Regions from separate parts of the Mus musculus genome. Here region 2 is linked to region 1. Evidence: chromatin loops called from intact Hi-C (ENCODE). Cell type or tissue: left cerebral cortex. All regions are shown on one strand. Each heading gives the region's core, and the rest is flanking DNA. Links, peaks and the distances in the headings are about the cores only. Region 1 overlaps Zap70 (zeta-chain (TCR) associated protein kinase). Region 2 overlaps Vwa3b (von Willebrand factor A domain containing 3B).

Region 1 (10,716 bases), core at 879-8,878:
AGAGAGAGAGAGAGAGGGAGAGAGAGAGAGAGAGAGGCAGACAGAGAGGCAGACAGACACACGCACAGAGACACAGACAGACGCACACACAGAGACACACAGAGAAAGAGAAACAGAGAGACACACAGATACACAGAGAGACAGATAGGTATACACAGAGGCAGAGAGACAGATAGACAGGCACACAGAGACAGACACAGAGAGACAGACAAGACATACAAAGACATACACACAGAAATAAAGATACAGACAGACAGATAGACACAGACAGAGACAGACACAGAGACACACACACAGAGACAGAGAGAAATGGATAGACATACAGAGACACACAGAGACATAGACACAGAGACAGACACACAGAGAGATAGACACAGACAGACACAGACACACACACACACACAGAGAAATAAAGACACAGACAGACAGACAGACACAGACATACACAGAGACAGAGAGAAATGGACAGACACACAGAGACACACACAGAGAGACAGACAGACAGACACAGAGACACAAACAGACACACACACATACAGAGAGACACACACAGACAGACAGACACAGTGCACACCACCTGCCCTTACTTCTTCCTGGACATGCCTGCCCTATGTGTACTCTGACGCTCACACTCATGCTATAAAGAAGAGCTCCTGACTCTGTTTCCCCACGTGCACTATGGTGGCGATAGCAGGAACTGTGCCCAGGGTTCCTGTAAACATTGAACATGTAATAAAGCTCTTAGCATCTGGCACTGCCAACAAGGATGGTCTACATGCCAGCCACATCACTGATGCCCAGGTTTTCTACACCCATGCCCCATGGGAAGGGAGACTGACTCCACCATCCCCTCCACCCCAGGGAGGAGATCCCTGTGAGCAATGTGGCTGAACTGCTGCACCAGGTGGCCATGGGCATGAAGTATTTGGAGGAGAAAAACTTTGTGCACCGCGACCTGGCAGCCCGCAATGTTCTACTGGTCAATCGGCACTATGCCAAGATCAGCGACTTTGGCCTGTCCAAAGCCCTGGGTGCTGACGACAGCTATTACACAGTGAGTGCCACCCCAGTGGTGCCCAGGTGGAGGTGGCTGGTGGGGGAGGGTTCCCAAGCTCCGGTCCTAGCAGTTCCTCCCCGTCTCAGGCCCGGTCTGCAGGGAAGTGGCCTCTGAAGTGGTACGCGCCAGAGTGCATCAACTTTCGGAAGTTCTCCAGCCGCAGTGACGTCTGGAGCTATGGGGTCACCATGTGGGAGGCCTTCTCCTATGGCCAGAAGCCCTACAAGGTAGGCTGGGCAGTTTGGCAACGGTGGGCTGGGGAGGTGGACCCTGGCTCCTCACACACGAATGCCTTTGTCCCTGGCCTGAGCAGAAAATGAAGGGCCCCGAGGTCCTGGACTTCATCAAGCAGGGTAAGAGGATGGAATGTCCGCCGGAGTGTCCTCCTGAGATGTATGCACTTATGAGTGACTGCTGGATCTACAAGTGAGTTCCAGGGGGGCGGGGGGGGGGGGCGGGGATGTGGCCGTACAGCCCTGAGCCTAGCGAGGATCTCCTCAAGCCCAGGCAGCGCTACCTTTACCCTTAGTATTCCACTCACAGAGTCACACCCGGCTTCTTCCTTTAATCTGTCCCCATCTGTGCTTGGCTTCCCAACACACTGGCCCTGCAATGCAGCCACGGCCCTGCTGCCACCAGCACACAGTTCCCGGAGTCCTAGACCACCATGTCACACTGTCACCCAGTGCGTTGTTAGTGTCCCACATCTAGGACGACTTTCCAGTGCTTCATTATCAATCCCTACTGATTGATGGCCGACGCTCAATGACCAAGGACGCAGGGAAGCCACGAGTGCCGGGGCCAAATGCGTAATACACTTAATTCTCAGTCACTCGACGCCACCCAGACCAGATGACAAGGAGATACCCAAACAAGCTGCCCTGTTCCAACATTTGATATGCCTCGAAACAACCACGGCGCTGACTTTGGAACAGTCCGTGTGACAGGGATGGGTTGGTCGGTGCATCCCATTTCAATTCAGGCTAACTCAGCCTCTCTCAGAAAAGACCCACAACACCCAAGCCGGATCCCATCCCAGCACCACGAACCAGCTCCCCACCAGTCAAACCTGCTCGTGCTCTGATACCCCCATCCCAAACCACATACCCGCCTCTGTGTAAGCTTACACCTGGCTCATGTACCCAGCCTGTCTGTGTTTGACATCCTTGCTTCCTGTGGGCAGGACTGTCCACTCTGAAGTTTCTGTACCTCCTGGACAACACTCAATATGACATTGTTATCCGTGTTCTGTAAGGCAGCAGCTTTGCTTGTTAAGGCTGGGCGCCCCAGAATTCCATCCATCTCATACCAAGGAGACCTCATCCAACAGCCCTCCCTCCTCTGAGCCCCAAAAGTCTGCCCCAACTCCCTATCCCTTGGTACCTTTCTGCCCTCTGGCTGAGGCTGGGTTCTGGGTCTTCCCAACAGGTGGGAGGATCGCCCCGACTTCCTGACTGTGGAACAACGTATGCGGAACTATTACTACAGCCTGGCCAGCCGGGCCGAGGGACCCCCACAGTGTGAACAGGTGGCCGAGGCTGCATGTGGCTGAGCCCCAAGCCTCCCTACACCCTCTGTCCAGGATGACCTGTGTTCAGGAGCCCTATCGACTGTCCCATGTGATTCGCCCCGCCCCATGGGCTGGGGCTGATGGGATATTGGTAAACATCACCAGTGGGCTGAGAGGATGTGTGCTCCCAAAGTCTACTTCCGCTGTTTCTGAGTGGGAGCCCAGAGTCCTCCAGGGGTCACTGTCAGCATCAGAATAAACTCCACTTCTCTTGGCTGAGTATTCTCATCTTCCCTCGACCAGGGCCAGGAGCCTGGGAAGGGCTGGGCAATTGAGTGGAACCAGTAAGAAAAAAACGTAGCAATCTTGTCAGTAGGTCCAGCCCCATGGGGCCCCATGGAAGATAAGGCTGTGGAAGGGTTATCATCAGGGGAACGAGGTGTCAGGGCAAACTGGGAAATGGAGGCCAGGGTGGGTTTGAGTGCTAAGGGCTGTGTATGTCAGGGGCCTCAGCATCCCAGATTGGACACCATGGGCTCTTTTGTAACAGCTACACACCAGGATCAATCACCTGGAGAGGCTTTTACAGACTACCTGCTCCCCTCCCCAGCCAGCTGAAACAGGTTTTCTGGCCTCTTTAGGGGGTCCTCACACCCAGTTCTTATACTTGTCCTGACTGGGTTGTTGCCAGTGTCTGCCCCACACCTGCCCCGGCCCGCCCCCACAGTCACAGCTAGTCCATATCCCCAGGGTCAGTTCAGGTAGAGTCCCACTCAGAACTCCCCAAGTCTTACTGCCTCAGTTTCCCTACCCAAGAAATAATGGAGGGCATACCCCAACAGGTGAGGTGAGATGGAGTCAGGATTCTAATGGTTCGACTGTGCCTGCCACCTGTGCCCTCAGCGAGATTGGCTCCTCCCTCAGCAGCAAATCAGTGCCTCCTTCCCTTGGCCAGAGTGACTTGGGGATGGCAGGGTGCGGGGGTGGGGGGGCATATCACACTTAGAGCCAATGAGAGGTGAGATTTGCTGGGAATTCTGGGGAAGTAAAGTTTGTTGTTATTTGTGGTGGAAAGCCAGATGCTCTGGGAAGGTTCTGGAAGTTTTGTGAGGGTCACAGGAGAATTGTTAAATGGGGTTGAGGGCAGCGAGGAGCCCCGGAGCCTTGACACACGCACATAGGGTCAGCAGGACAATGCTGAGACAATAACGTTAGATCCAGTACAGAGCTTAATTTGGTTTAACTATTAGTTTTCATTCTGTACTCCTAGGTGCGTGCGTGCGTGACGGTGCGCCTGTCTGCCTGCCTGCCTGCCTGCCTGTCTGTCTGTCTGTCTGCGTCTCAGGAGTGAATTGTACATGCTTTCAGGTGTCTGGGAAGGCCAAAGGAGCTGGAATTTCCTGGGATTGTGATGTCTGACACAGGTGCTGGGAATCGAACTTGGTTCCTCTAGAAAGGCAGTAAGCACCCTTGAGTGCTGAGTACTTCCCTACTCTGCCTCATTTTGTGTTGAAGATTTACTGACGGGGCTGAGATGAGGAGGTTATAAGTTGCAGGCGAGCCTGGGTTCCATAATGAGATCCTATATCAACAGCACACACTCCAAACAGGCAAAAAACAAACAAAACAAAACAAAAAAAAACTCAAAAAACCAGAACAAAACCAAGCGAAAACCCCTTAGCAGTGCCTTGAGAATAGGGAGATATGCGTTTTTCATTAGAAGGTGACGTTACTACTGCATATGTAAGCTGTATTACTAATTCATAGACAATATTAAAACTTAAACAGTCTTTAATCTCTTTAAAACTAATAAGTTGATCAAGAAAGAAATTTCCTCAGTGGTAGGATTTTGTGGCTGCTGGAAATGGTTTCTTTTGCAAATATTTCAGTTGCATTAAAATTCACTTGTTATTGGATAATTATATATTTTAATTAATTAATTAGTTTAATGCATGTGAGTACACTGTCGCTGTCTTCAGACCAGAAGTGGCATCAGAGCCCATTACAGACAGTTGTGAGCCACCATGTGGTTGCTGGGAATTGAACTCAGGACCTCTGGAAGAGCAGTCAGTGCTCTTACCCGCTGAGCCATCTCTCCAGCCCAATGACACATATTATTGCACAAACGTTTAAGAAAATAAATACGTTTTTGTTTTTATTTATTTTATCGTCTGCATCACTAATTGGTTTGGTATTAAAACATCCACGTGGGTATCTAGTACACTGGGAAAGGCTTGGCAATGACGGAATCCTCTGAAGAGGTTGTAGTTCTAAAACAATGCCACAAGGTGGCGCCACAGTAAAAGCAAAGGTGGGCTCAGTTCCTGGCACAGGGCGCTCACCTGTCCTTATTCTGGCAGCTTCTGGCTAGGGAACAGAATCCAGACTCGCCTCTGATCTTCAGCCGTCAGTTCCGCCGCCTGCAGAGGGTTCACTCCAGGCCGGTTTGCAGGATGCTTCTTGCCAGCCTCTGGGACCCGGGCTCCGCACCCTCTCGCAGAATACATCCAGGCTCTTGCGCCTTTGTATTTTAGCGTAGCCCTCTGCTTTAGTGTGGCACGCTTTTTTGCTGTTTATAGATTTAGCCCCAGTTGCCCCGGGGGCAGGTTGTTTAGCCCTCCCGTGCCTCAGTTTCTCTATGGGCGCGTCGACTGAAAAGGGAAAGTAAATGTAGAAAAACCAGTGGGAAGATCTCAAAGGTACCGGGAACTACAAGGACGCTTAAAGCCCTGACGCTTGAACCTGGCTTTAGAGAGAAACCCTCCCATTTTCTCTGCCACCAGCAGCCAGGAGGAGGGGGAGGGGCAGCAGCAGCCTAGGAAAAGCGCAGAAGAATGGTTCAGAGTAAGGACTGAGCCCACCGCCGCCCCACGAGGCTGTACGGAGGGACATCTTTCTTTGTTCCTTTCCAGTATCATCTGCTCCTGCAGCCCCGTCCCTCGGTCTCACAGACTTCTCTTAACCACAGGTTCTGCTTTGCCTGTGGATGTCGCCCCTGATCCAGCAAGACCACGACATTCTGTAGCTGATGGCTCCTGCCTTGTACTCGCAGCCTTTACATGTCCGGAGAAGAAACGACTGCGTGACTCAGTCACCATTCAGTTTCGTGGCTTTATTTTTGCACCTGTAAATGTTTTGCCTGCACGTACGTCGGTGCATCCCATGCGTGCTTGTGACTATAGAGGTCAGAAGAGGGTGTCAGGTCCCCTGGAGCTAGGGGTATGGATGGTCGTTGGCCACCTTTCAAGTGCTGGGAACAGAACTTACTCCGCCTGCTCCCCAGCCCCCTCCCCCGCCCCCGTTTTCGTTTATTTGTTTTTGAGCCGGGGTCTCCTGAAGTCCGGGATAGCCTAAAAGTCTGTGTAGCTAGAGGCGACCTTGAACTTCTGTTCCTCTTGGCCTCCACTTCCTGTGGTGGGATTACAGGCAGGGGCCAGCATTCTTAGTTTTATGGGGTGCAGGGGAATGAACCCCAAGTTTTGCACGTACTAGGTAAGCTCTCCCCCAGCTTGCTCAGTTTCTGGCTCAAGCTGGCCTTCAACTCATGCGCTGTCTGCCTCAGCCTCCCGAGTGGGTCCCCAGTCTGCACTGCCCATTAGGCTCACTGTTGGGATCCCACAGCCTATAGGGATGGGACAGGGCCTCAGACCAAGTGGGTTTGGAGGTGGCATGGCTTTAGGGACAGCTATTTTGGACTTGGGCTCTGGGGGAAACTGGGGACTTATGTCTGTAGCACCTGTTAAGCTGAGAGTCTGAACTGGGTGGAGCCAGCTGATGAATAGATACGGTGGGCGATCTGCAGGCCCCACGGCTCAGGACTCTGGTGGCTGATTTGTGGGGGGTGTAGGGCTGGGTGGTGACATGTCTCACCATGTGAGCTTCTGGCATCTCCTCCTCCACTGGGTCTCCACAAGCACACACACATGAACATGCATATACCACACATGTACCACACACATGAGAAACGCGTCTATTTTTGATGTTGTATATGCATGTCAGTGTGGATTTGCGCACTTGAATGCAGTGCCCAGGGAGGCCAGACGAGGGCGCTAGAGCCCCTGGAGCTGAAGTTAAAGGTGGTTGTGAGCCACCAGATATGGGTGTCAGGAATTGAACTCCAGTTCTCTGCAAGAACATGCTGCTAACTGCTGAGCAGGCTCTTTAGCTTCTCAGAAGCACAGAGAGCAGGGCGAGGAGACGGTTCTTGGCAGTGATGAATACTGGAGAGAGAAAATGCATGAGCCTATTTCACCAGGCGATAAATGAGCCAAATTCATCCCGAACGGCTAGGGAGGATTATTTGGCCATAAAAGGAGTGAAATCTGGGCACCTGCTATAATATGTGAAACCTTGAAGCATCATTCGAAGTGAAGTAACCGGACCTTACTGGACGGGCCTTGTGCTCCCTTCACGTGGGTAGTCTGGGGCAGCCACAGAGTGGACTAGACAGAGTAGGGTAATGAATACTGACTTTCTGCTGGAGCCGACAGAGGACTTCTGGAGACAGACAACGCTTCATGCTTACACACAATAATAATAAGGCCGAACATTTTTAAAGATTTATTTATTTTCAGACACACCAGAAGAGGGCATCAGATTCCATTACAGATGGTTGTGAGCCACCTTGTGGTTGCTGGGAATTGAACTCAGGACCTCTGGAAGAACAGTCAGTGCTCTTAACCACTGAGCCATCTCTCCAACCCTTAGAGCTAAAAAAAGAATTTTCTTAGTTCTTTGTCTTCTTGGAAGTTCACAAGTATACTTCTTAAATTTCATATTTTATAGAATATTCTATTGATTTTATTATGATGATATTTTATTATAATACCTCAATATTTTATTAGACTATTTTCTTCCCTGTTACTTTTTTTAATTGCCCTTATAGCACCACAATGTTGGATCTTGTCAAATCAAAGCCAGAAATGACTTTTAAAGTATATTATTATTCTTTGGATGTTTCACACATGCATACAATATAAATTGATTTTATTGATGCTCCCCTCCCCCTTCAACTCTTCTGCCATCTCCTCATCCCACATTGCTCCCAATTGCATGTCGTCTTTGAATAAAATATTAACTTTACACCCAGAAATAAAAGAGAGATTACCACTGCGAATGCAGGAAGTATGAAGACTTCTAGCCAAGTGCATGTAGAAAAGAAACAGAAAACCATCAGGTGTGGCTTCGTTCACCTTATTCCAGAGGCATAAAGCTCCTTTAGAAACCCCTTATGGGTACTTTCTCTAGCTCCTCCATTGGGGGCCCTGTGTTCCATCCAATAGATGACTGTGAGCATCCACTTCTGTGTTTGCCAGGCACTGGCATAGCCTCACAAGAGACAGCTATATCAGGGTCCTTTCAGCCAAATCTTGCTGGTGTATGCAATAGTGTCTGCGTTTGGTGGCTGATTATGGGATGGATCCCCAGGTGGGGCAGTCTCTGGATAGTCCATCCTTTTGTCTTAGCTCCAAACTTTGTCTCTGTAACTCCTTCAGAGAGGCCCCTTGGTCTTGCAAACTTTATATGCCCCAGTACAGGGGAACACAGGGATAGCATTTGAAATGTAAATGAAGAAAATACCTAATAAAAAATTTGGGGGGGGGGGGGGGAAGAGAAAGCCCTGATGGGGCCGTCCCAGACTGTGGAGTCACCTCAGGGTTAATGGCCTGAGAGGGTCCCTATATTTCCTTCTAAGAGATGGCCTTTTTGAGATTTATTTTCTTGCACCAGATCTCCTGGGAACTGAAGTTGTAGAGGATTGTAAGCCACCGTGTGGGTGGTGGGACCTGAACCCAGGTCCTCTGCAGGAGCAGAAGGTGCTCACAACCAGCCCCGCAGTGCTTTTTCTGAGACAAGTCTCCCTGTGTAGCCTTGGTTGGTTGGAGACTCACAGAGATGAGTCCTCTGCCTCCTGATTGCTGAGATAAAGGCGTGCCCTGCCCTGCCCTGCCGCACCTGCCACTCAGCTGTATTATCTGCTGAGCTCTTCATTTCTAAGATTGCTATTTGTTTTATTTATTTCAGAATATATAATTTTATTGCTACTGTCTTTCCATTACATGTAAGCTTTGGGGGGCTGGACAAAGTGGCCCAGTGGTTAATAACATTGTTCTTCCCAGTGCCCACATCGGGAGACTCACAACTGTCTGGTACTTCAGGTCCAGTGATCAAACAGTTTTGGCAATGAACAAATATGTATTCTCTCTCTCTCTCTCTCTCTCTTCCTTCTCTCTCCCTCTCCTCCCCCTCCTCCTCTCTCACACACAATACACACACAACACACACACACAAACAATAAAAATAATTTTTTCTAAAAAATTACACTCTTACTAGGCAGTGGTGGCGCACACCTTTAAACCCAGCAGAGGCAGGCAGATCTCTGTGAGTTTCAGGTCAGCCTGGTTTTCAGAGTGAGTTTTAGGACAGCCAGGGCTACATAATGAAACCCTGTCTTTATTCAGGGCCAAAAGATACACACTGGTTACTGTTGTCAGCCTTGAAGCAGCATCTAGGGGGTCACCGACAGCTTGACTTTCTGAGCAGTCCACACACTTGTCTTGTGGGTCTCCATCGGTTTGACTCTTCCACATTTCCACGTAGCAGGATTTGGCTGCTGGGTTTCAACGCCTCCTTCCCAAGCAGGGTTCCTATGGGATGCATTTCCGGAAGGGCTGAGCTTCGGAGGACTGTCCAAATGGTTATTTTAGTATGGTCATGCTGCTTCCTGTCTGCCGGGAACCATGGAGGTGCAGATGAAACCTGTAAGCCAGCTGACTGTTGGAACACATCCTGACCAGAGGTCAGTTAACCTCTGTGATGGTAAATTTTTGTCAAGTTGATGCACACTAGGGCCAGCTGGCAAGAAGAAGCCTTCATTGAAGGCACGTCTGTGGGGGCATTCTTTTGATTGATGATGGATGTCGGGGATCCAGCCTGCTATGGGTGGCACCACTGCTGCCCAGGGGATTGTATAAGAAAGCAGGCAGAGGTGCCCACAGAGCAAGCCCAGCAAACAGTGCTCCTTTGTGCTCTGTGTCCATCCCTTGCCCAACTTCCTTAAATGACGCTGATTGGTTTTAATGTCAACTTGACACTAATTGGACTGAATAGGGAACCTCATCTGCAGAGCTTCTCTGATTGACGTGGGAAGGTGCACCCCAATTGTGGGCTGTGTCTTCAGGCGGCAAAGGGTATTTCAGAAGAAACTTTAGTTTGCCTTTCTGCCCCGTGGTCTCCCTTCTGGGTACCCGGTTGATTTACCCTTGCTGCGGACAGCTGCACTAGCGTACACCCAGTTACTGTCTTGGGATAAACCACCCTGGGCTTTAGAGGCAGCAACTCCCCAGCCAGCTCGGGGTCTGGTGGGATGTGTGATTATGTAGGTTTCTGGCTCCCAGAGCCATCCAGACCCAGGCATTAGCACCCTTCGTGAGATGGTTCTGGGATGTGGCAGACTTGGGCCCACTGAAAGGTGACATGACAGGAAGCCCTCTGGAGCACACACCCCCTCCCCCGCCCTCCAGAGGTTGGCACTCTCCTCCCCTGGATGTGGAGCTGGGTAGCAAACGCCAGAGTATCTTACTAAACTGTTGTCCTAGGTTTCTGTCTGTTTGAATTTCGTTGTTCTCCTGCCTCAAAATCTAGCTCTCAGCTTGCAGCTTGTAGGTAAGCACTGAGCACACATGCCTGCCTGCCTGCCTGCCTGCCTGGATACCTACTGTTGGAAGTATCTGGGGAAACCTGGGCTCCCTAGAACCCTTTGTCTCCTAACAGCTGTATGGTGTTCCTCAAGTTGGCCAAGGAACGTCTCATGGGTAAAATGGGAACTTAGAGAATAATCTGGCAACCTCGAGGGATTCTTATGAGCAAGTAAGTCCCCCACTGTACCCTAAACATGGTAGAGCTTTGCTAGTAACATTTGTCCTTTTATATTGCCAAGATTTACTTTTCATTATTTATGTGCTCGCATGTTGTATGTACATGTGTGTGATCATGTGCATGTGCATGGCTGCAGATGCCAAAGAGTTTGCTGGATCCTTGAAGCTGGAGTTACATGTGGTTGAAGGGGCCTCCGACAACAGCAAGCGCTCTAACTGCTGAACCGTCCCTCCAACCCTCAGTCAGTGGGAAGCTTACCCGTGCAGACCTC
Region 2 (10,716 bases), core at 1,135-9,134, 390 kb after region 1:
GGCCACAATTCTTTTTTTTTTTCTTTTTTTTTTTTCTTTTGGTTTTTCAAGACAGGATTTCTCTGTATAGCCCTGGCTGTCCTGAAACTCACTTTGTAGACCAGGCTGGCCTCGAACTCAGAAATCCACCTGCCTCTGCCTCCCAAGTGCTGGGATTAAAGGCATGTGCCACCACCGCCCAGCTGGGCCACAATTCTTAAGTAGTCTGCTGTCTGGCTGTGAAGCCATCTAGAATCTTAACAAGTCTAGTTGTAGGTATAATCTTTAAAAAGAAGGTTCCCTTTTCTTCAACTAGGTAACCCAATTTTCTTTCACTCTAAACCATAGATAGATAGATAGATAGATAGATAGATAGATAGATGCCAAAGTGAACCCTTATGCAAAGGGTGACCTCCAGAGGGTACAGGGACTCCACAAAAAGACTTGAGTGTCAACTAACCTGGATGTTTAGGGTCTCCCAGAGATGGACTCAACAATCAAAGAACATACATGGGCTGGGCATAGGCCCCCTGCACATATGTAGTAGATGTGCAGCTTGGTCCTCATGTGGGTCCCTCAGCAAACTGGAGTGGGGCTTGTTCCTGACTCTTGCTTGCTGTGGATCCTGTTTGCCTAACTGGGCTGCCTGGGCTGGCCTCAGGAGGAGGACATGTACCTAGTCCTGCAGTGACTTGATGTGCCAGAGCGGGTTGGTACTCAGGGGAGCCTCCTCCCTTATCAGAGAAGAAAGAGAAGGGGAAGAGGAGGGGAGGTGTGGGGCCTGGAATAGAGGAGGGGACTGGGATGGAGATGTAAAGTAAATGAATGAATGCGTGCATGCATGAATGAATGAATGAATGAATGAATAGGAAAAGAGAATAAAGTTATATGAAAATGCTGGAGGAAGAGGAAGAGGAGGAGGAGACTTAGAACAGAGGCGCCCCAAAGGAGCAGAAGTGACCACAGGCTGACTCCATTCATGATTTTACTGTCTGTGTTACATTTGGCTCATCAGTTTTTACTGTTGGTCCTTTTCAGCAGCAGAAATTGCAAGGGTATCCAACGAAGAAAATCAAATCAAGAAAACTAGACCCTCTCAAAGGCCAGAAGGTCATTGCCAGATGTGAGGAAAATGGCTTCTATTTTCCAGGTACGTCCATCCTTCAGATTTGTTTACTAATGAACATGGTGCCAAGGAGCAGAGGGCTGGCTCAGCCTACACTTTGCTGAGGAGCAGAGGGCCGGTCCAGCCTGAGCTTTCCCCAGAACACTGATGCTTCATGAGTCACACTAAGATAGTCTGCTTCTCAAATAAAACAATGCTTCTTTTTCCTCCCCGTACATGAGGCAAAAGAGTACTAGAAAATGACATTTCTTTTCATCTCTCATTTGCATAGTGAATAATTTATTTTATAACCTACTGTGTTATGTATATGTATAATATTCTGAGCATGCCTGTCTACATTTATTTGTTTTATTTGTGGGGGAAGGGTGGGCACATAAGCCTCAGTGTGTAGGGAGTGTGTGTGTGTGGGTGTGGGTGTGCGTATGTGTGTGGGGTCTGTCAGAGGACAACTTGGAAAAATCATAGTGATTTCTGCCCAGCATCATAGGTACAAATTACAATGGAAAAAAGAATCAGAGGAATTGGGGTACCACTTTAAACATACTTCTGGCCAGCTAACCTCGAGCTTTCCTTTATCTGAACTCCCTCTTTCCTGTATTAGCTGTTTGACTGTGGCCACTCAACTGCCCCATCTTTACAAACCCCTGGTAAGATCATGGTGCCGATGGCATGTGATCACATGCTAGCCTCTGTTAATTACACGTGCTTACCTTAAACATACAGGCTCCTGTGCTCAGTCCTCAGCGCAGCAATACACATACATAAAAAAGATTATAAAATCGGCCAGACATGGTGGCTTATGCTGTTAATCCCAATGTTTAGGGGGAAAGAGGCAGACAGAGCTCTGTAAACACGAGGCTATCCTGGTCTAGTTAGAGTTCTAGGCCAGCCGGAACTACAAATGAGGCTCCATTTCTAAATAAATAAAATTATAAGATTAAAAAAGTAAATGCAATGTTCTCTTTGAGTATAACCAAAAAACAAACTACTTGCTGGTCTCTTCCCTCTTTCCTTCCTTCCTTCCTTCCTTCCTTCCTTCCTTCCTTCCTTCCTTCCTTCCTTCCTTCCTCCCTTCCTCCCTTCCTTCCTTCCTCCCTTCCTTTCTTTTTCCTTTTTTAGAAAAGCCATGGCATGTGTCCAGTTACCTTTTCATTTATCTAATCTTAAATGAAAAGCTGACTGAGCTGGGCACTGAGATTTCCTCTTTACTTTAGCGGTGTAACTCCCTGCGCTCAGTCTCTAAGGCATAGGACTAGAATAAATAGATGAGGAGATTTGGTTATGGGAGGTGCCCAGGAGGAAGATGTTTGCAGAACAGCCAGCAGGATGGATACTGCTGGTACTGAGTGAGCAAGCACTCCTCCCGCACCTCTGAAACCAGAAAACTCTATTTCTCTCCTTTGCGTTCAGCCCCAGCAGGTATCAAACTATATCTGACTCTTCTCTTCCTCCTGCAGGGATCACAAGGCTGTGCTCATTTAAACAGACATATGCTACGAGACCCAGCACAGAGCACAGCGGGAGCAAACCCACCACTGTCCTCACAGGGTTTTGTTTCTTCTGACTCTTCCAGGGGTTGTGAAGAAATGTGTGAGTTCCTCCCACGCCTTGGTCGACTTCAGGTACGGAGACACCAAAGTCGTGCCCATCTCCTTCATCATGCCTGTTGGGGGCGCCATGCCCTGTCCACAACTTCAGGTACCAGCTCTCTGCTCCCTTCTGAGACTTTATACCAGCATTTCTCAACCTGGTTCACAACCCCTTTCTTGGGGAGGGGTGGGGAGCACAAATGACTCTTTCATAGAGATTGCCTAAGACCATCAGAAAACACAGATGTTTCCATTATGATTCATAACAGAAGCAAAATCAGAGTTTTGAAGCAGCAACAAAATAACTTTATGGTTGGGGGTCACCACAACATGAGGAACTGTATTGAAGGGCTGCAGCATTAGGAAGGTTGAAAACCACTGCTTTATACTGTCCACAGGTTTTAGATTACAGAGGATGCTAAGTTCCCTCTTGGCTCCAGCAGGGAGCTTGTGTTTGGGCAGGAAGAGCAGCAGGTAGTTTCCCCATCACCTGGTAATTTCTCTGCTGGTGACTGATGTGCCAACTCCATCATACGTAGCTGGCCGTTGTGTACAGTGGCCTATATACTATCTCAAGACACTTGTCTCAAGGTAGAAATAACCTGTGTGGCTCCCAGACTCCTGAAGCTTTCAGCTTGGAAGATTGCATCCATTATGATAGAACCAGTGATTTTCATGACCTTGTAGCTGGCCACTGCTGGCCTGTTACGTCATAATGCAGTGATCCCCCACCCCCCACCAGTGTGCCTTCCACAAATGAGACATACCAATGTGTTGTCATCTGATTACAGATGCATAAGCACTACACCATGCCTGGTCCTTCCTCCTGCCACCATCTTGACACCCAGGTGGGATGGCAGGGCACAGAAGGAAAGCCCTTCGAAGACTCATGTTGCTGTTTTCTTGCATGGCACAAGCCAAGGAGGGGTCAAATGGGCTAGCCTTGGCCTGTTCCTACTTCCTGGCTCAGACCCACAACATGCCTCCAGCACCCTTCCCCTGATCACTGAGAGCCTCTTTGCAAAAACCATCTGTACCTGTGTGTGACTGTCTTAGTTAGGGTTTTACTGCTGTGAACAGATCCCATGACCAAGACAAGTCTTATAAAGGACAACATTTCATTGGGGCTGGCTTACAGATTCAGAGGTTCAGTCCATTATCATCAAGGTGGGAGCAGGGCAGCATCTAGGCAGGCATGGTGCAGGAGGAGCTGAGAGTTCTGCATCTTCTGAAGGCTGATAGCAGAAGACTGGATTCCAGGCAGCTAGGATGAGAATCTTAAAGCCCACACCCACAGTGACACACTTCCTCCAACAAGGCCACACTTCTAATAGTGCCACTCCCTAGGCTGAGTATATACAAACCATCACAGTGATCTTCCCCATGGCTTCCATGTCTGTACTTGGAACACCACTCCTTTCTTTGTCCAGGGGACAACCCTTCTGACACTGAGGACACGGTCCCCATCTCTTTATATCAAACACCCTAGGTCCTCCTTCATCCCAGTCTTTGATTCTACCAATCTCTGGGAGTTCCTGAATCCTTACCATCTTGATGACTATCCCCGGACCCCTGCCCGTTGCCAAACGCCTACCAAAACTTGGGTTTTCCAAAGTGTTCCCCAAAACTGTAGGTGCGGCCAAATAAGCTTAGAGAATTCTGGATCCCTTTCTTATTTGATTTTAAAAAAAAAAAAAGTTCTATATGACTTTCTCACCCATACCTGCCAGTCATCTAGAGTTGTCTTGAAAGAAACTTAAATTATGTATGAGCTCTGTGAACAAAAGATTTGCTGCGAAGTGCGCTTTCTCCTACAGGTTGGGGATTACGTGTTTGCCAAAATCATGACAAGCAAAGGATTTGACTTCTACGTCCCCGCCATTGTTATAGCACTTCCAAATCACAACGTGGCTTCAGAGAAGTTCTACACAGTTTTGAAGTGTAACAACCGCAGAGTAAGCAGCCACCCAAAAAAGAAAGCCGGCCATAGGGAGCACGGCTGTCTCCTCCCCTACTCGAGAATGCCTTGGGGTTTGGGCTCTGCTCATGCTGAGAGCACATCTTCTCCTTGTTTCTATGTGGGAGAGTTACTTGGCTTTCCTTGTCAAACTGCAGTAGATGGCTGGACAGGCTCACTCTGGGCTCTCTCTCTCTCTCTCTCTCTCTTTCTCTCTCTCTCTCTCTATCTCTGTTCTTGCCCCCTTTCTCATCCCCCCCCCTTTCTGTATGTGTTATATGCACCTGTCTGGATGCATGTCCAGATGTGTAGAAGCCAGAGGCTGCCACTGCTGTCTGCCTCTCTACCACTTTCCACTTTATTTACTGAGACAGGTCTCCTGCTTGAATCTGGAGTTCACTCAGCTCATCTAGCTAGCCAGAGATTCTAGCGCTGCCTTAAAAAATGCCTATGCAGCCTTTACATGGGTCCTAGGGATCCAAACTCCACTCACACTAGCACAGCAATCTCGTATCCACTGAGTCATCTCCCCACTCTTTCTGGGTATCATCTTGTGCTCCTCTGCAAGCACTGTAGATATAGACACTCCTTGGGCCCTTCTCAGCCCTGTCCTCCTCTGCCACCTCATGGTCTGTCTGTTGGATGAGCATCCCATGTGTAGTGCTGCTTAAGTATATCTACATGGGAGCAAGCAAGCCAGGAACAGGTAAAATGGTGTCCCAAAGCATGCCTCAGGGAACAGGGAGATATGCACAGGATGGCCTGAGGTCCTTAAAGAAAGGTCTCAGATTCCAGGGAGTGACTTTGTTGTTAACCCCAGGGCAAAAGGGCCCTGGGGACCAGAATGCTACAGTCAGGGGAAAGGACATTGGAAAGCACACACATAAAGGTTCTGGAAACCTCACGTGGGAAAGCAAGACTTTCAGAAAAGAGATGGCTGAGGTTGGAGCAAAGGTAAAAGTGTGTGTGTGTGTGTGTGTATGTGTGTGTGTGTGTGTGTGTGTGTGTGTGCGCGCGCACATATGTAGTGTGCATGTGTGTATGTAGTGTGTGGTGTGTGCATGTAGTATGTGCTTGTATGTGTGTGTGTATGGTACATGTAGTATGTCTGTGTGTGTGTTGTGTGCATGTAGTATGTCTATGTGTGTGTGGTGTGTGCATGTAGTATGTCTATGTGTGTGTGGTGTGTGCATGTAGTATACTTATGTGTGTGTGTGGTGTGTGCATGTTGTGTGTGTATATGTGTGTATGGTGTGTGCATGTAGTATATGCTTATGTGTGTGTGGTGTGTGCATGTATGTAGTATGTCTATGTGTATGTGGTGTGTGCATGTTGTGTGTGCATGTTGTGTGTGCATGTTGTGTGTGCATGTTGTGTGTGTATGTGTGTCTATGTATATAACCAAGATAGACTTAGCAATTGACCAGGAATTTAGAGGAATGACAGAGAGGAAAAACTGGCTTTAATTCAACAACAACAACAACAACAAATTTATAATGCAAACTCTGAGCTTAACCTGCTCTTTGAGTGGCACTCTCAGCAGGGTAGTGACTGGTAGCTGTGAAGATGGCTTGAGCTGGAATAAAGCTATTCACGAAGTGCAGACTTCCTGGGTTCGATGACACGACCTCTTTCTGTGCTATTGCAGGAATTTTGCCCTCGGAGTGCTCTCATTAAGATCAGCCAAAACAAGTATGCCCTGTCTTGCTCAATGATACACTCATCCCTGGTTGAGAAGAACGGAGCAGGGTAAGTACACCCAACCCACACCTCTCAGGTATCCACAAGTATCTCTTTATTTGTTTACAAGCAATTTATTGCTTATACTGGAATAAACAATATCCTATCGCTGAGACCCATGCTGTCTGAGACTAGGTGAGAGGAGTGGAGATGGAAGAGCCAGTTCTGTGATGATCAATGTCCTCCAGCTGAGCTGTTCTTTCTCACTCTGTCTAGCTCCCATCTCAGAGCCAATGTCATTTTCACTGGTCCTTCATACAAACATCTAACCCTGCCATGAAAAGAAAGAGCTTGCTGCTCCCAATTCTGGACTCTCTGTTCATCATCCTCCCCACGAGTCATGGAATTGTCTAGAATCTGCTAGCCATTTCCCATGCCCAAGGTGCCTCTAGGTTATGACGATCCAAGCCTGGAGTTGTCCTTCAGCTCTGTTGCACCCCAGTGCTTTCTGTAGAAGCTCTGAGCTACTCCAGCCCAGGCCTGCCCCAAACCCATCAAACCCAGGCATCTTCCCTGGGGGCTCAACCAATTAATCTTCTTTGAATGCAAATTGTTCTTGCACCATCTCCCTCATTTAAAAGTCCTCAAATCCCATGCCCATCTGTGCCCCCCTAATCCTATCTTAATCTTTCCACCTTTTTATTTTTAAATGCCTTGGTGTTTTGCATGCATGTGTCTTTGTGAGGGTGTTGGGTCCCCCTGACCTGAAGTTATGGACAGGTGTGAGCTACCGTGTGGATGCTGGGAATTGAACTTGTGTCCTCTGGGTGCTTTTAACCACTGATTCATTTCTCCAGCCACCCATCTTAGGCACGTATTAGTGTGGTGTAGCCTGTCTCCTGGGTCTCACTCATCCCTAGTCACTCCTAACGAGCCCTCCAGGGCATACTAACTCCTTCCCAACACCAGGTCTCTGTGCTTTGCATGAACTATGTGTTACTTTCCCAGAAGACGATTTCTTAGCCACCTGGGAAAGTCTAAGACTGAACTCAAACATTCTGACTATCACGAAATATCCTGGTACCTAGCTAGCTTCTGGCATATACTAGGGTGATCTACACTACTGCATCCTGGGTGGGTTTTCGTTATGGAAAATTTCCCTTGCTCTAGACCTGATCTCAGTTCACTTTCTGTCGATATAACAAAGTGCCTAAGGCTAGGAACTTTTCAAATTAAAAAAGGTGTTTGTAGTTCACTTTTGAAAGTGGAAAGTTGGGTCAGGTGACTATCCACTTGGCCTCTGGTCAGGGCCTTCTTGGACATGTCTGAACATGGTGGCTACCATGGTAAGATGAAGACACTAGAGACTATGGAGGAGGTCAGTTTGTTCTTATCTATCAATTGCTCATTCCAAGAGACCACAATGATCTCTTAAAGGAGCTAAGTCCTCAATGACCTAATTGTCTCCTACTGTCTCACCTTTAAAGGACCCATCGCCTCTCCCAGGGACACACTGAAGGCCAACCCTGCAGCAAGTGACCCTTTGGAGACAAACATTTTCTAAACTCTAGTCCATGATAAAGCAATATGAATACTAGTCTAGGTATTGACTATTTTCACTGAGTTCAACATTATCATCAATCACATTTTAATTAAAACCCATTTCTTCCCATATGAAGAAGAATCTTTGCTTCCCATGTTCCCTGGGCCTTATTTAAATTTCTTGGCTGCTAATTATCTGCTCTCACCTCTAGAGCTTTACACAGGAGATAGAGTCATTGACTCTTCACTTTCTCTTTCTTTCTGTTCTTGATACATTCTAGGAGCAACAGGCAGGAGCCATCTTCAACGTGCTAACTCCAGAGCTTAATCAGCGTCTGCTTCTATAGCCAGGGCTGAACACCACAATCCAGTGTGGCCATTCTCTAGCCTCGATCCTCCTTTATGTCCTCTGCTGGTACCTAAGTCTCACTTAACGTACTCGCCATCTCCTTTTGCATGTCTGTAGTGAGTCCTCCGGCTGTTATACCAAGCATGAGAATTTTGACTCTCATGTTCATGTTTACATGTCTGTCCTGAGCTATCGTTCTCGCCGGCAAGAACACACTGGGACAACTGGATTCTTCTGTGGCAAGCTTTATTGCTTCTTAAGGAGGGAAGACCCAGACCCCGGAAAATGGTGCTGCTTATATAGCCCTCAGCGTGGTGTTTCAGCACCTGATGTGGTGTGTCAGCTCCTGATTTGTTGCTCACCCATCACCTCATTACTACGCCCCGAGATGGGCAGTGACTAGGCGTGAGTTCACTCTCGCACTTGCGCACAAGGCTTGCTTACTAGTTAGGCACAGTGGAAGCCAGTGCCATCTTATAATGGCGATTGCTCGCGGCATGGCTCTCCACACATGTCATTAAAGAAATGCACCACAGGTCATGACTCGCACAGGACAGTATTTCAGGGATTGATTCTTCAGTGAATACCAAGCCAGGGCCCCCTCACTTTCACATCCCTGGGTAGATCAGCGAGTGGCGACTGACAGGTAGATTCCTTTCCGGTCCTCAGTGGAGGGTTTTACACAGGAAAAGATGGGAAGGAAACTATTCAGACGAACTCTGTGATCAAAACTGACCAGTCAGAGGTCACGCAGTTTTCCATTCCCACCCCCTACTTGACAGCTAAGTGACTCTCCGAGACCTTTGATAAGATGGTCTTGCAAAATACGCCATCCCATTAGCAAAAGTCTAGCTCTCAAAGGACAGCACTGGCCTCCATTCCTTTGCCTCAGGAAACGTGTGGGGGCAGGGGGAGGCAGCTGCTTCTCGCCTCTTGTGTCACCCACTGAGCAGCTCTGCTGAGGGGACAAGACTTCTCTGCCTTCCCTCTTCCTCCGTGTTCTATAGAGTCATACCTACCCTTTCTGAGTGAGAATACTCTCTAATCGGTCTAGAACACTTCTTTTCAAGAAGACATGTGTTGTTTCTCTGGAGATGTCAGAAACTCTAAGAAGCAGGCAGAACAGGAAGAATTCTCCCACCCTACCCCTTTGGCATCCTTTCTCCTCACCCAGGCAGAGATGTCCCTGGCCTTCTCTCTTGGGGTCCTATTCCTTCCTATCAGAGCACTGTGGCCTCGGATTGCTGCAGGGGAAGGCACCTGGTGGGTTTGATGCTCTGGCTTCTGGTTTTCTCCCTGTGGGGAAATCACCTTAACCAGGTGTCACGATGCTATCTCCAGACTAGGGCATCTGACAGGCCTGAGCAGAATTTAGACACCTGGTGCCCTGTAGCTGGCTGCAAATCCTTCCAGGGAGTCTGCCCTGACTACTTGACAGAGCAAGGCCCGGGCAAGTCAGATCCCTAGAAAAATGTGCTCTTGAGAAGTTTTTTGATTTCATAGTCATAGTAGCACTAGTTAACAATAGTGACAATATTCCAAATGTGGTTTCAGGAAAGCCAAGTAGGACTAATCATTTTCTCTAGGCTCCAGAAAAAAAAAATCCATCTGATTGATTGGCACTGTGAGATCTTGGGGACCCTGTTGTGTGTGAGACTGCCAGAAGGAAGAATTTCCCAGGACTTGGTGATATAGCTCGTTTGAGTCTGTGGTCAGCTCACTATTCCCTGTAGCACAAACATTAGCTTCCTGTGGTCTCTCTTTTGAGCAGCTCTGTGTCTTCCATGGATTTGGGGATATGTTTCTGTGGGAGGGGTGATTCCCCAGTGACCCAGTCTCCTTCCTGAACAGTGCCAAACAGCCTGATACTGCCTGCTCAACAGCCTTGGAATTAACTCATTGACTGAAACATGCGTGCTCCGTGTGGTGTCTGGCCTTGTGTGGACAGGTCGCTTTCCTTGCTCTGACCTGGATTTTCCTGGGAGGGAGCTGGGCATTAGAAATCAGCACGTCTGTGCATTTCATCAGCTCCCTTCATCCCTGCAGTCAGATGAGAGCCCGTTTTCTATCCCAGAGCCAAGCCTTGAAAAATAAGCAATTCAGCAAAAAATCTGCCTGGCGATTCCCTACGTTGTCCATAAGGACAGAGGCTACAAGGACTGTCACGCTGTCCTCAAAGTCACAGAGACTCTCAGACCGATGCTATCAATCTCTTGATTTTCTGCCTCTTCAGCTGTGGATTCAGAGCCTTTCAGTTCCCCATAAGACATCAGTGTGGCATCCATGCCAGAGCAAAGGAGACACTGAGGCAGTATAGAAAAAAAGGCCTCTGGAAGCCAGCAGGAGAACCAGTACATTGACAAAGCTCCATCCACTGACTAGGTGGATTTTGATCCTAAGAACAATGTAGCATGGTTTCTCAGCACTTTCTCCCTGGAAGTGAGACCAGAACCTTCTAAAGAGCCAATTAAGACACAGTACCTGGCTCCTCACT

Evidence for each region. Hi-C counts contacts between places; a loop is a spot of excess contacts. Peaks named below come from ENCODE experiments on the same cell type or tissue, not always from the same donor. Only the 100,000 strongest peaks of a DNase experiment are listed, where the experiment ranks them.
Region 2: a loop joins it to region 1, with 2.4 times the contacts of the local background. A loop is called at or near these places in 2 of 42 quality-filtered maps.

What each region holds. Positions count from the first base shown.
Region 1 is chr1:36,779,976-36,790,691 of GRCm38, forward strand. Zap70 (zeta-chain (TCR) associated protein kinase) reads left to right here. Exons shown (of 13, transcript NM_009539.3): 10 at 862-1,054; 11 at 1,144-1,284; 12 at 1,371-1,483; 13 at 2,486-2,845. The coding sequence ends at 2,609. Among named protein-coding and RNA genes, the nearest start is that of Zap70, 24 kb to the left of the region's middle. In left cerebral cortex, for the core only: CTCF peaks have their summits at 2,792 (motif pointing right), 4,844 (motif pointing right), 5,540 and 6,629 (motif pointing right); DNase peaks (open chromatin) are centred at 4,861, 5,447 and 6,593; H3K4me3 peaks cover 933 bases; H3K27ac peaks cover 639 bases.
Region 2 is chr1:37,172,818-37,183,533 of GRCm38, forward strand. Vwa3b (von Willebrand factor A domain containing 3B) reads left to right here. Exons shown (of 28, transcript NM_001370828.1): 23 at 1,018-1,129; 24 at 2,679-2,803; 25 at 4,512-4,649; 26 at 6,300-6,400. Among named protein-coding and RNA genes, the nearest start is that of Gm37020, 28 kb to the left of the region's middle. In left cerebral cortex, for the core only: a CTCF peak has its summit at 5,278; DNase peaks (open chromatin) are centred at 1,290 and 5,202.